Linked DNA regions of Homo sapiens: region 2 is linked to region 1. Evidence: chromatin contacts called from ENCODE Hi-C or POLR2A ChIA-PET data. All regions are on one chromosome and are shown on one strand. The core of a region is the stretch at or near the end of the contact, and the rest is flanking DNA. Distances in the headings are between cores, read along the strand shown. Region 1 holds the start of HNRNPF (heterogeneous nuclear ribonucleoprotein F). Region 2 has its middle 43 kb from the start of GDF10.

The links. Hi-C counts contacts between places; a loop is a spot of excess contacts on that map. ChIA-PET counts read pairs that join two places held with the same protein, here RNA polymerase II (POLR2A).
Region 2: a loop to region 1 is called in a map of CD8-positive, alpha-beta T cell, with 24 times the contacts of the local background. The contact joins the enhancer-like site here to the promoter of HNRNPF in region 1. A Hi-C loop is called at or near these places in 1 of 168 maps with a recorded cell type or tissue (CD8-positive, alpha-beta T cell). POLR2A ChIA-PET finds 5 or more read pairs at or near these places in 1 of 52 experiments (activated naive CD4-positive, alpha-beta T cell).

What each region holds. Positions count from the first base shown.
Region 1 is chr10:43,405,773-43,412,287 of GRCh38, forward strand. It overlaps HNRNPF (heterogeneous nuclear ribonucleoprotein F), which reads right to left and starts at 3,414. Exons shown (of 4, transcript NM_001098204.2): 1 at 3,359-3,414. RefSeq lists silencers at 1,384-1,753, 3,034-3,153, 3,604-3,833 and enhancers at 1,924-1,983, 2,124-2,173, 2,141-2,744, 2,184-2,523, 3,254-3,313.
Region 2 is chr10:47,253,961-47,260,475 of GRCh38, forward strand. No RefSeq gene overlaps it. Among named protein-coding and RNA genes, the nearest start is that of GDF10, 43 kb to the right of the region's middle. Within about 2 kb of position 3,956, at least 4 of the 41 ENCODE cell types and tissues checked have a DNase peak (open chromatin) inside an H3K27ac peak, as active enhancers do; they include CD8-positive, alpha-beta T cell, where a contact is called at or near this core.

The sequences.
Region 1 (6,515 bases), core at 2,164-4,663:
ACTGCGGATTTATTTATTAATAAAGACCTTATTGGTCTGGGATTTGCTGTAAAATAAGCCAGGGCGGTCTTGGCTGAGCTCAGTTCTCCCTCTGCCCACCCTGTTGCCCTCCACAAGAACCGTAGCTCAGGGCAACTAAGACAGGGCAAGGGCCCTGGCAGGGGAGGGGTGTCCCGGTCCAACTTGGGACCCAGTTGGGACTGGGTCCCAAGTCCCAATTGTGTCCCTGGACACATGACTTCTCCCAACCTCCATTTTCTCATCTGAAACATGGGGCTAATAGCAAGCCCTTCTGGAGTAGTCCTGAGCATGTAATTAGAAAATGGAGTAAAACTTCTAGGACCTAGTAAGAGTCAACTAATGTGGTTCTCCCGAAGAGCAGAGAACCAGAGCTCAGTGGGGGAGAGGGAATTAGAGAAGTCACCTCCAAGGAAAGGGCCTGTCACATTTCTGCAGCCCCTGCAGGCATCTACCCCCACCGGGCTCTCATTTGCCTCCAGGCTTTCCAAGGTTCTGGCCACGTGGGAGAAGTAACTTTCTATTTACTCAGTCTTTTCCCTTAAATAAATTCCATTTTTTACCTGAATAAAGCTTTATAACGCTACCCTTAACAGAAAACTTGGCAGTTTACAAAAAAGTGGCCGGGCACGATGGCTCACGCCTGTAATCCCAGCACTTTGGGAGGCAGAGGCGTGAGAATCGCTTGAGCACAAAAGTTTGAAAATCAATCTGGGCAACATAAGGAGACCCCATCTCTACAAAAAATACAAAAATTTGCCGGGCGTGCTGGAGAGTGCCCGTGGTCCCAGATACTCGGCGGCTGAGGTGGGAGGATCCGTTGAGCACAGGAGGATCTCGGCAGCGAGCCGAGATCACACCATTGCACTCCAGCCTGGGCAACAAAGTGAGACCCTGTCTCAAAAAATAATACATATTTTTTTATAGAGACGGGGTAGGTCTCTGGGGCCCAAGCGATCCTCCCACACCTCGGCCTCCCTAAATGCTGGGATTACAGGCGTGAGCCACCTCGCCCGGCCGATAATGACTCTAATCTACAGAATGCACACCGGAATGTAATACCTACAAGGGAAAAGATCTTCTTGCTTAGGAATAAAGCAATCTCTCTCTTAATATTCATTAAAGTAGTAATGTCTTATTTTATAGTTTATAAATTCTGTGAGAGCAACGAGTCACTTTGCAGGAATAGCACTTAAGGTATCTTTCACCTACCTGGAGAACCCAAGAAATTTTCATCTTACTAGGAATTCAGAGACAACCACGTATTTAACTTTTAAAAATATAACTAAGTAGAAAGAATTATATGCGTGTATTTTTGGAAGAATTAAGATGACTTTTGGGACGGAACGACTGAAAACTACGCTTTCAGAACTCCCTGCCGCCTGAGGCTGTGGCCCTGACCCCGGCGCAGGGCCCGCCCCGCGCGGTTCCGGGAAGCCGCCGCCGCCGCCCGTTGCCCTTCGCGCGCAGCCGCCAGCGCGCGCCTCGCGTCCCGCCACGCAGATGGCCGGCCCGAGCCCCCAGCGCCCGCGAGCAGTTTCGAGAACTAAAGAGGCGCGTCAGCTCGTCCCCGGGCCGCCCGCGGGCAATGGCCGAGCTCGGCTCTCCTTCCACCCTCCGCCGGGACACACGCGGAGCCGAGCGGGGGTCCCAGGCGCCTAGGGGGAGGGGTTCCCGCGCCCGGGGCGGCCTTGGGGGGAGGGCGAGTCGGGTGCCTTGCTCCTCAAAACCCTGGTCCACGACTCTGCGGTTGGGGGAGCCGGGCAGCCGGCGCAGCAGGAGCCGGGCCCCGTCCACAAGTTTCCTACGAGCAGGGCGGAATCGACGAAAATACTTAATACAAACAAACAAAAGGAAAAAAAAAAGGACGACTAAGCTGAAGAGCGCGCACGAGTCAGATTTTCACCCCAAATACAAACACGATACCTCTAGGAGCAGGAGACCAATACAGGGACCGCGCTCCGAGGACACGCGGCGCAGCCGAGGAGGAAAAAGGGCCCGGGGCCGAGAGCTAAGGCTACGGGAACCGGGCGTGGGAGGAGGGCGGAGCCAACTCCCCACAAGGAAGTCTTGTGCAACTCTCAGGCGCCTGCAGCCACGTGAGCGCGCGGCTTTCATTTTACTCAGGTATTATTACTATTATTACTTCTTTTGAGACAAGGTCTCATTTCCGTCGCCCGGCTGGAATGCAGTGGCACAATCACTGTCACTGCAGCCTCGACCTCAGAGCAAGCGACCCTCCCGCCTCAGCCTCCCGAGTAGCTGGGACAACAGGCGCGCGCCACCACACGTGGCTAATTTTTTTTTCTTTACTTTTCAGTAGAGACAGTCTATGTTGCCCAGGCTTGTCGGGAACTCCTGGGCTCAAGAGATCCTCCCGGCTGGGCCTCCCACTGCGCCAGGCCTGTTCTCACTTTCAGAGCCCTCCGGCAGTCGCCAGCTCCCCGCCAGGGGGCCGGACTAACGCACCCGGCCGTCCGTGCCTTCCCCGCGCTTTCCTGACTCCAAAATCTCAGCCCGCGGTGCTCACCGCGTGGGACCACTGTCTGGGCGTGCGGCTCTCGACCTCCGACGCTGCGTCTCCCGATCCCAGTGGGTCCAGTTCTTGCCGGTCCCACGTACGGGCCCCTCGACCTCGAATCCCGTCACCCAAATCTCAGCGCCACGGCCCCTCATTATGTGCAGTCCTCGCTCGGTCCCAGGTTTGCGGCGCTTAAACTCAGATCGCTCTTCCCTGATCCCAAATCCCAGCCCCAGCCCAACGATCCCCACCCCAATAGGCCCAGTCCCCAGGTAGTCCGGGTACGGGGCCCTGGACTTCGGATAGTCTCCCTAATCTCAAATCCCACCCCCCGTCCCCACCCCCAGGGGGACCCGGTCCCCGCTAGGTCCCGGGTGTGCGGCCTTCGACCTCGGAGACTTCGGCCGCCCCTCACCTCGGCCTCCGAGTCTCTACACTCCCGCTCTCATATCAGGCACCCCGGTGGTCCCTTGGAGCACCTAGAGGAGGGTGGGACGCGGGGAACTTGGCAGTTGTAGCAGAGGCAGTTGAGGCTTGTTGACCATCACCATGGAAACCCCCGCCTGCGAGCACGGGGCGGAGCCTACGAGGGGCGGGGTCAGGCGCGCTGCCGGCCCCAATCCTCAGCGCCTGCCCGTCGAGCGCACGCGGCTTTGCCGGAAGCCCTCCTGCTCCCGGCGAGCCAGGCCCCGACTAGGCCCTACTGCCCGGCTCAGCCCTTTGCCCTGGACACCAGGAAACAGAAGCCCAAGGAGCCCGCGTCCCCACCCCCTGCTACCTGCCGGCGTGACAGCGATTCGGTGGCCCCCCGAACCCCACCTTGAGGAAGACGCGGCGCAGTCCTGCTTCCACGACGGAGCCGGAAGGACGCAAGGACCGCGGCAGGGCGGAGTTTCTGCGTCCGGCGTCCGGGGGCGGGGCCGCGACGGCGCATTGTGACGCGCCAGAGCTGAGCCGCCGGTTGGCCGGCTGGGCGCGGAGCAGAGCCGACACGGCTGGCGGGGGAGGCGGTGGAGGCGGACAAGCGAGGACGTTTCTGGAGAGGAGAAGGGAGGGGAGGGGAGGGGATAGGGGGAGGGGGAGGAGGAGGAGGGAGTGGAGCGGCGGGAAAGATCCCTCTGACTGCCCCTGAGGCCCTGGAGGAAGGACACTGGTGAGCCCCGCAGGACACTGAAATGTGCGCCGAAAGGACGCCTGATGGAAGACTAGGATGGGAAAAGGAAATGAGAGCCGATGGCAGGGCGTGGTGGCGCAAGCCTGTGGTCCCAGTAATTTGGGAGGCTAAGGCGGGAGAATCGCTTGAGCCCGGGAGGTCGAGGCTGCAGTGATCCGTGACTGCTCCATTGCGTCCAGCCTGGGCGACAGAGCGAGGCGCTGTCTCAAAAAATAAAATAAGGAAAGTAGTACACTGAAGGCCGGGCGCGGTGGCTCACGCCTGTAATCCCACCACTTTGGGAGGCCGAGGCGGACGGATCAGGCGGTCGGGAAATCGAGACCATCCTGGCCAACATAGTGAAACCCCTACTAAAATACAAAAAAATTAGCCAGGCGTGGTGGCGCGCGCTTGTAGTCCCAGCCACTCGGGTGGCTGAGGCAGGGGAATCGCTTGAACCCGGGAGGCGGAGCTTGCGTGAGCCGAGATCGCGCCACTGCACTCCAGCCTAGCGACAGAGCGAGACTACGTCTCAAAGAAAAAAAAAAAAAAAAGGTACACTGAGTACTCCGGAGACCGCCTAAAGGGGTCTCAGAGCAGGGCGTTAGGAGGGATTTGTCAGGTTGAAGTTGCTCAGGTGATAAATTCCGTGGTGTGAGAAGCCCCCAAACCTCAGAATGTAACTCAGACCCAGGTCGAGGGCAAGATTTTCAGTCACAGAGCACCTGAACACACAGATTTGGTGGCTAATGGCTAAGCCAGGGACAGATTTTCTTTCTTTTCTTTTTTTTTTTGATGTATTGTAGGGCTAATAATTGTAACCATTTTATTTTGGTGGATCTTCTTCATGAAGAGATGATGTCAAGGCACTCATCACAGGTTAAGCTGAACATTGTTACTATTGTTATTATTTCCAGACTGAGTATCGCCCTGTCATTCAGGCGGGAGTGCAGTGGTACAATCACGGCTCACTGCAGCCTCGACCTCCTGGGCTCAAGCGATCCTCCTGCCTCAACCTCCTGAGTAGCACCACCACTCTCGGCTAAATTTTGTATTTTTTGTAGAGGCGAGGTTTCGCTGTGTTGCCCGGGCTGGTCGGGAACTCCTGGACTCAAGCCATCCGCCCACCTACGCCTCCCAGAGTGTTGGGATTACTGGATTGAGCCACGCATCTGGCTGAACGTTATTTTTTAAATCACCAGAGAAAGTAAAGGAGTGCTCAAAATAGTGTCAGATGATGAGTGGGATGATTGTGATGAAGGAAGGAGTTTGTTAAAAGAAAAAGCTAGTTCCAAGAAAGAGAATGGAAAGAGTAAAGCAGGAGCTGTCAGAATAGGTAAAAATGTCCAAAGAGAAAACTGCATAATTTGAGGCAAAATTACAGAAAATAGTTCCTGCAAAAATCAGATAGGTATTCAGCATCATAGGAAAGGGGCGAAAATCAGATAGGTAGGTATTCTTAAGAAGTTGTGGCCGGCCGGGCGCGGTGGCTCGCGCCTGTAATCCCAAGACTTTGGGAGGCCGAGGTGGGTGGATCACCTGAGGTTAGGCGTTTGAGACCAGCCTGGGCAACATGGCGAAACCCTGTCTCTACTAAAAATACAAAAAAAAATTAGCCGGGCGTGTTGGCGCGTACCTGTAGTCCCATCTACCCTGGAGGCTGAGGCAGGAGAATCGCTTGAATCCAGGAGGTGATGGTTGCAGTGAGCCGAGATTGCACCATTGCCCTCCAGCCTGGGTAACAAGAGCGAAACTCTGTCTCAAAAAAAAAAAAAAAGTCATACAGTGACTGCATCACAGCTCATGCTGTAGAAAGATGTTTCTGGAGAGAAAAATTCAAGTAGCCAATTTAAATCGAATATTAGGAAAATTAAACCAAAAGGGCTCACGCCTGTAATCCTAGCACTTTGGGAAGCCGAGTCAGGCGGATTACCTGAGGTCAGGAGTTCAAGACCATCCTGGCCAACATGGTGAAACCCTGTCTCTACTAAAAATACAAAAATTAGCCGGGCGTGGTGGCACATGCCTGTAATCTCAGCTACTCAGGAGGGTGAGGCAGGAGAATTGCTTGAGCCCAGGAGATGGAGGTTGCAGTGAGCCAAGATTTTGCCACTGCACTCTAGCCTGGCCGACAGAGCAAGACTCTGTCTCAAAAAAAAAAAAAGAAAGAAAATTAAACCAAAAGACTAGTAATGCTTCAGAAATTAGGGACTGTTAAACCAGCTGCAAGAAGATATATTCATGCAATCTTTGTATTAAGAGTCTCTCTGGCTGGGTGCGGTGACTCAGACCTGTAATCCCAGCACTTTGGGAGGCCAAGGCCAGTGGATTGCTTGAGCCCTGGAGTTCAAGACCAGCCTGGGGAACATAGTGAGACCCAGTCTGTATTTTAAAAGTTAAAAAAAAAAAAAAGCCTCTAAGCTAAGTGGACCTTTGATCCCCTCACTCAAATTTGACAGTTCTCCATTATTCATAAATGAGGTAATAGTTGTTGGAGACGGTCTTCTCTGAATGCAAGACTAGTACTTTGGCCTGATTATAGAACTTCCTGCCGTCCTAAGGAGTCATCCCAGGTGTCCACTATATCTTTTTCAGCATTGAGTACCAGCACAGTCACATGTAGGCTTTATCCCACAGTGAAGACTTGGCATCACTCAGAATGATGCCACAGGTCCTAGGCCTTTTCCACACTGGGCTCACTTCACCAACTCGCAAATGCTCATCCACACCTGGTCCACCTGGACTACCTCCTTATCTGTAGCCCTTTCACCTCTGTGTCCATAGAAATGTCTTACCTAAGCTCTGAAATCTAAACATTCAGAG
Region 2 (6,515 bases), core at 2,706-5,205, 3.8 Mb after region 1:
AGGCGGGGCCGGCTACAGCGGGGGTGGCAGACAGCGAGTGGGAGCAGCAGGGCTCAGTGAGGACTGAGCCACCACCGGCCTGGGCAGCTAGAGCTGCACTTCCAGGCTGTGTTAGACTGACTGGGTGGTCGTGGAAGAATGATAAGTGCCTGCTCAGAGCCAGCTATGCATGGCCAGATCGCAAACCACAGGGCTGCCCTGCTGGGCTTGGGCCTGGGCCCAGAGCTCTCTAGAGCATCTGGGGAGGCATGGGGGTGGACCCGGAGGCTTCTGGAGACCTGCAAGGCAGCCAGCCCTTGGGAAAGAGCACTTGGGGCCTGGGACAGCCGGGCTAGCCGGAAGACTCAGAGCCAGTCAGCAGGGTCCGTGGGACCTCATTTGTGGCACCTGCATTGAAGGCAGGCAGGGATACAGAGGAGAAAGGGCTTCAGAGCCAAAGACAACTAACTGGGTTCAAATCCCAGCTCTGCTCTGGCCGGGGCTGGGGCCGTGGGCAGCTTATTTGACTTCTAATCCCTCACTGGGAAAATAGAATCATAATACCCATCTCTCCAAGCTTTGAAAGGTTTCATGTGAGCATTAACACACACAGATGTGCTCAGAATTCTATCTGCCCAGAAAATATAGTCCTCTACCCCTCTCTAATACACACACACACACGCACACACACCACATTCCTCCAGCTGTCTGCCTCCTTCTGTGGTCCCTGGGGTAGGAATGACTTGTTCTCAGTTTCTTTCTGGCCAGGTGTCCCTCCATACTCAGTTCCATGGATTCTCTTCCCAAGATTGATGTGTTCTCAGATAAAGGTGAGCCAGTTTCCAGCCACCTGCCTGAGGGCAGCTGAATTCACACAGACACACACACACACAGACATACAGACACACACACACACACACACACACACACACTGCTGACTCCCAACACTAGCTCAGCAAATATTACTTAACAGGGCCTTTTTAGGTTGCTGAAAATTTCATGGTCACAGATGTTCCTTCCAGTTAAACAGTAAGCTGCTACTGGGCAAAGCTTCGTACAAAAGAGGGAAAATGCAGACCTCAAACCGAGTTTTGCTAAATGAAAGAAGGAGGAGATGGGAACTAAGGAGCTTTGCAGATCCAGCAAGATGTGACATGACCCAGGGTTTCAGGGTTTCAGCCCCAAGGCCACCACCACTTAGAGGAGATAGCACTAGAGTGTGTCCTTATGATGCAAGATCTGGGTTGGAAGAGGCCTCATGTGTCACCCTTCCCTAGCATCATGTGATGCAGGACATCCCCAGCAGCAGCTAGAGACACTTGCCTCGGGACCCAACCAGGGACGCAAACGCACTCCCCTTTGGGCAGCTCTCAGTGCTAACAAGTCCTCTGACTGGTGAAAACCTGTAGCAACTGAACCTTATTCCGCTGCCTGGGCCACGTAATACAGATCTGCTTCCTGTTCCTCAAGACAAGATGAGGACCCTTTACAGATTGAATGAGTCTTCTCATTCCCAAAATAAACCACGAACCATCAGCCCACTTTTTCTGGCAGGGAAGAGTCCCAAGGGTCCCACTCTCTTCTGCAGTAAAGGACAATGCATCACTTTACAACAGGATAAGACGGCTCTGGGGAGCCTCTAGGGAGCCCGTGCTGAAAACCCTCCCCTGGGCTACCTCACCTCAGCAGCTGGGGTGCTCTATGTGGTCCTGCCAAGGGCCGGGGACTGGCCTGGTGTCTGGGAGCCTTGTCTTCACTGCCCAATCATGGCGGCTTTGATCCCATGACTCTCAGCTTTTCCATCAGAATTCAGAGGGCAATAATAGCAACTGCTTGCTTGTAAAGTGCTTGGAGCTCAGAGGAGAAAAGGTGTCAGACAAGTGTAAAATGTTACTACTGGCACAGGCCAGAGGATGGAATGGAAAATCCCAGCAGAAATTGGGAACTCAGAGGAAGCCATTTGTCAGCTCCTCTGAACAAATGGATACAGGAAAAGGGGCCTTCCTCTGGCAGCCAGGCACAGCCCAGGTCAGCTGGAGGGGCTGGAGGAGATGCAGGTGAACATGAACTGTCCTGCCTTCTGACATCAACTACTGATTTAGCAGCCATGCCTTCCACCTCAAGACCAGCTGTCCATTGCACACCCTAGGCAGGGCTGCCAGCGGATGAGCCCAGGTACCCAGAGCTCCAAGCAGTCAGCTCAGCCCTCAGAAGCCTCCTGGAGAAGAGGACTGCAGGAACTAACCCACTGTAGCAGCCATCTGGAAGAACCAGCCCAGTTCTCAAACAAGGGTGCACCAGGCAGAAGAGCCAGTCAGCATGTAGCCGTGAAGACTGGGAAGGGCAGAGGGAAGAGGCACGAAGCACCTAGATGACGCGATGAACTAAGGAAAACTTTTAAAGCACTCTAATTGCTGTTCTCAGAAATTCAGGAAACGTATACATTCATTAAAGAATCTTCTGGCAATACATCTTCTTAGACATTATAAGTGTGACCCACCAATTCCTGTCTTCAAAGTGATCATCAGTAAATGAACTGAAAGATAAAGTCAAGGAAATCTGTCAGAACGTAGGGTAAGAAGACAAGGAGAAAGAACTTCAGATTAAAGTGACTCACATATCTTGTTAGGATTAATGAAAAAATAAAACCATCTAACATTTTAAAACATGAAGAATAAAGAGAAAATCAGAAACATGAGACAGAAAACATCATCACCTACTAATAAGTAAGACTGGCATCTCATTAACGAAACTTACTGTGACTACATTGTTGAAATTCCAAAACCTAGAATTTGACAGTCTCACAATCACAGTGGGAGATTTTAGCACCTACTGTAACTTCATCACACCTATGTGGTTCAACTTTTATGAAACCAAGTTGTGAGTTGTTTTCAGGTTACCATGGGCCCCCAGATTGAAGGTGATGTAATCTGAGCGTGCTCAGGCGAACCAAATGGACAGCCACAGGAGGAACCTCAGGGCTGGGACTGAGAAATTGGGACTGAACTGAGAAGCAGACACTGCCTGGCAGGAGCCAGGATCCAATCAGAGGAAGCTCTGGTATCACCCCATGGCAGGATCCAGTAAGATCATGCCTCCTGGCACCACCTCATTGCAAGATCCAATCAGATCACACCTCATTACCCTATGCTTATAAAGCCTGACCCAAACCCCTGCTCGAGGAGACAGGTTTGAGAGTTTTCTCTTGCCTTCTTGCCCATTAAGCAGCTTTATTGCTGTTTTTCTTTTCTCAAAAGCTGGTGCCATGGCATTGGCCTCTATGTGAATTGGACACCAAGCCCATTGATCGCTTGGTAACAATACCATGTTCCTAGATGGGAGGACTTAATATTATTAGGATACCAATTCCCCCCAAATGAACACAAATATTAGATTTTTCTCCTTGACTCTTGACAGTGAAAGCTTGCGTATGAACAATTAAAGACTCCCACTGAGGATTCTGAATCTGAAACTCATACTGCAAAGAATCAGGGGATACTTTAGAATTCACTCTAGTTATGGTGATGGTGATGGTGGAGATGCCAGAGGAGGGGATGGAGGGGAAGTGGCGGGAGGTGCTGGTGTTATGGGGGTGGTGGTGGAGGAGCAGGTGGTGGAGGTGATGGTAGGATGGCAGCACCCAGCACCCAGAGTCTAGTGTAGACAATAGCAGCAGAATCAGAACAGCCTCTTGGCAGCAAGCGTCCAGGGCAATGTCTCCAGTGGCACCATTTGGCTTGTTTTTGGCTCTCTGGCATCCCTCTATCCTGGCCTTTTGTCCAAGGGTTGCTTCTAAACACTACAATCTCTTACTAAGACATCCGTTATCCTTCTAAGTCTCTTTGCTGCCTATGTTTAATAAAGTAAGTTTCTATTGCTTACAACCAAGAACTCTGGGACAATGAGTCTTCCAATCTTGAGTAAAGGAAGTATTTTGTAAGCAAGGCAGGAAACCAGAAATATTGTTTTAAAAGCAGAAGACTGACTAATTTAACCACAAAACTTGAAACAACTCAATAGGAAAAGTGAAAGCGCCAAGTTCTTAAGGGTCACAGCACAGAAGAAAGAGGAAGGCTGGTAAACATAGAATAAGATGCTCATTCTCACAAATCTTCAGATGGAAAAAATGAAATTCCATTTTTCCCTTTAGGTTAGCACAAAAATACATAAATGATACATAATATCCAAGGTGTGACTGGGTGGGAAAATGGGGTCTCTTACAAAGCACTGGACAATGCAAAGAGGTGACATTTTCAGCTGAATTGAAGGGTATCTCCCAGCATTCGAGGTGAGAGTTTTCTCTACTCAAAAATGTTATTTCTCAGTATTTATCTTAATAGAAATACTTGCACAAAAGCATGAAAATATTAATAGCTGACTTATTTATAGCAGCCCCAAAGTGTAGGCAATCTAAATAGTATCAACAGGGGATAATATTTACTTCCAAAATAACCAAAATATGGAACAAAACAAAATATGGAAAACTGAGGAGGAAGTAAAAAGTGTTTAATGGAACTATATTTACTGATCTAAAAGGCTCCTTGGTTTGGTTTATTCTTTTTTTTTTTTTTTTTGAGTTAGGATCTCACTCTGGTGCCCAGGCTGGAGTGCAGTGCCATGATCTCGGCTCACTATAAACTCTGCCTCCTGGGCTCAAGTGATCCTCTCACCTCAGCCTCCCCAGTAGCTGGGACCACAGGCATGTCCACCCAGCCAAGCTAATTTTTGTAGAGATGGGGTCTTGCTATGTTACCCAGGCTGGTCTCAAACTCCTGGGCTCAAGCGATCCTCCCACCTTGGCCTCCCAAAATTCTGGGATTACAGGTATGCACCACCTCGCCCGGCTGGTTTATTCCTTAGTGAAAAGGTGATTGCAAAGCACTCTATATGGTATGATTCAATTTCTCTTTTAAATTTGTTTGAATTGCAAGGAGGTGGGTACGTTCAAGTTAGACTTTATATACCTCTGTAACAAGCAATATTGTAAAACCAGCATGTTTTGCTTTTCCAGTTTCTAAGCAAAACTAAAAGTAAAAAGGAATTGGAGTCCATGGGATACACCTTTCATGGTAAATTAGTAGCAGTGTTTCTCGTTTGTCCTGAATCCTTGTGAACCTGCTGGGGGTCCTAGCTAGTCTTGGTGTAGGCTGGACCTTGGGCTGTGCCCTATGCCTTCCTGCTAGGGGAGTTGAAGAAGGACAGGAGGAGGCATGAAACATGCCTGGTTTCATCCCATGGCTTCAGGAAAATCACTCCAGAGCCTAGATCAAGTTAATAGGAGAAACACTGCAAAGAGTAATATAGCTACCTATATTACGGACAGATGAAAAGGTATTTATTTGACCCAGTAAGTACAATCTACCATGCCTGCGGCACATCCTGAAGGAATATTACTGGGGGCCTGACTGCATGACTGCTCTTTGATTTATGGAGCCAAAGTGAATGAAAGGCAGGGTCAATACAACTGCCTTTCGGCTCCACTTTCCATTCCATTTCATAGAGCAGGTGAAAAGATATGCCTGCCTATAACAGGACTGGGTGAAACTCAGGAACCTCCAATGGAACATTTGCATGTCTGTGTCAGTGGGCATTTCTGTCATCCAAGAGGGGACTTCCATCTGAGGTGGCTTTTGAGGCAGGAGCATAGCTCCGTCAGGAGGAGGCCTGAGCTAAATGCACATTGTCCATGCTGGGAGCTTTCTGGGCAGGGCTCAGGGGGACGGGTTGAGGGGGCTTGTCTAGGAGCTGGATTTCTGAAACGTGATACATGGCTCCTGTTTCCAGTGGATCAGCCTGCCTTTCAGAACCTACAGGAGACTGTACTTCCAAGAAACAAGTGCTTTCCTGAGGGACTAATCTGCCTGCCCCCCACTTGAGTGCTGACACCAAGGCTGAAGGCAAATCCCGGCTGGAAGACGAGGATGTAGTGGGCTTGGGTGTGAGACAGATTTGGTTTCAAACCATAACTTTGGGAAAGTCACTTCCCTGAACCTTGTTTTCTTCCTCTATAAAATGGGCACAATATTATCTTCTTCATGGAGCTGCTCTACAGATTCAGTGAAATAATGGATTTGTTTCCCAGGGCTGTTGTAAGACAGCACCACAAACTGGGTGGCTTAGACAACAGACGTTTATTGTAGCACAATTGTGGGGGCTGGAAGTTTGAGATTAAGGTGCTGGTAAGTTTTGTTCCTCCTGAGGGCTGTGAGAGAGAATATGTTCCAAGATTTTCTCTGAGTTTCTGGTGGTTGATTTCAATGTTTAGTATTCCTAGGCTTGTAGAAGCTTCACCTGGATCTCTGCCTTTATCTTCACATGTTATTTTCCTTCTATGTTTGTCTGTGTCCAAATTTCCCCTTTTTATAAGGACTCCAGTCATATTGGATTATCAGCCTACCTTAATGACCTGTAATGACCCTATTTCCAAATAACGTCCCATTCTGAGGTAGTTAGGGTTAGGACTTCAACATATGAGTGAGGGGAGGCACAGTTTAACCCAGAGCAAGTGGCACATGTAAAGTGACTGGTGTAACATA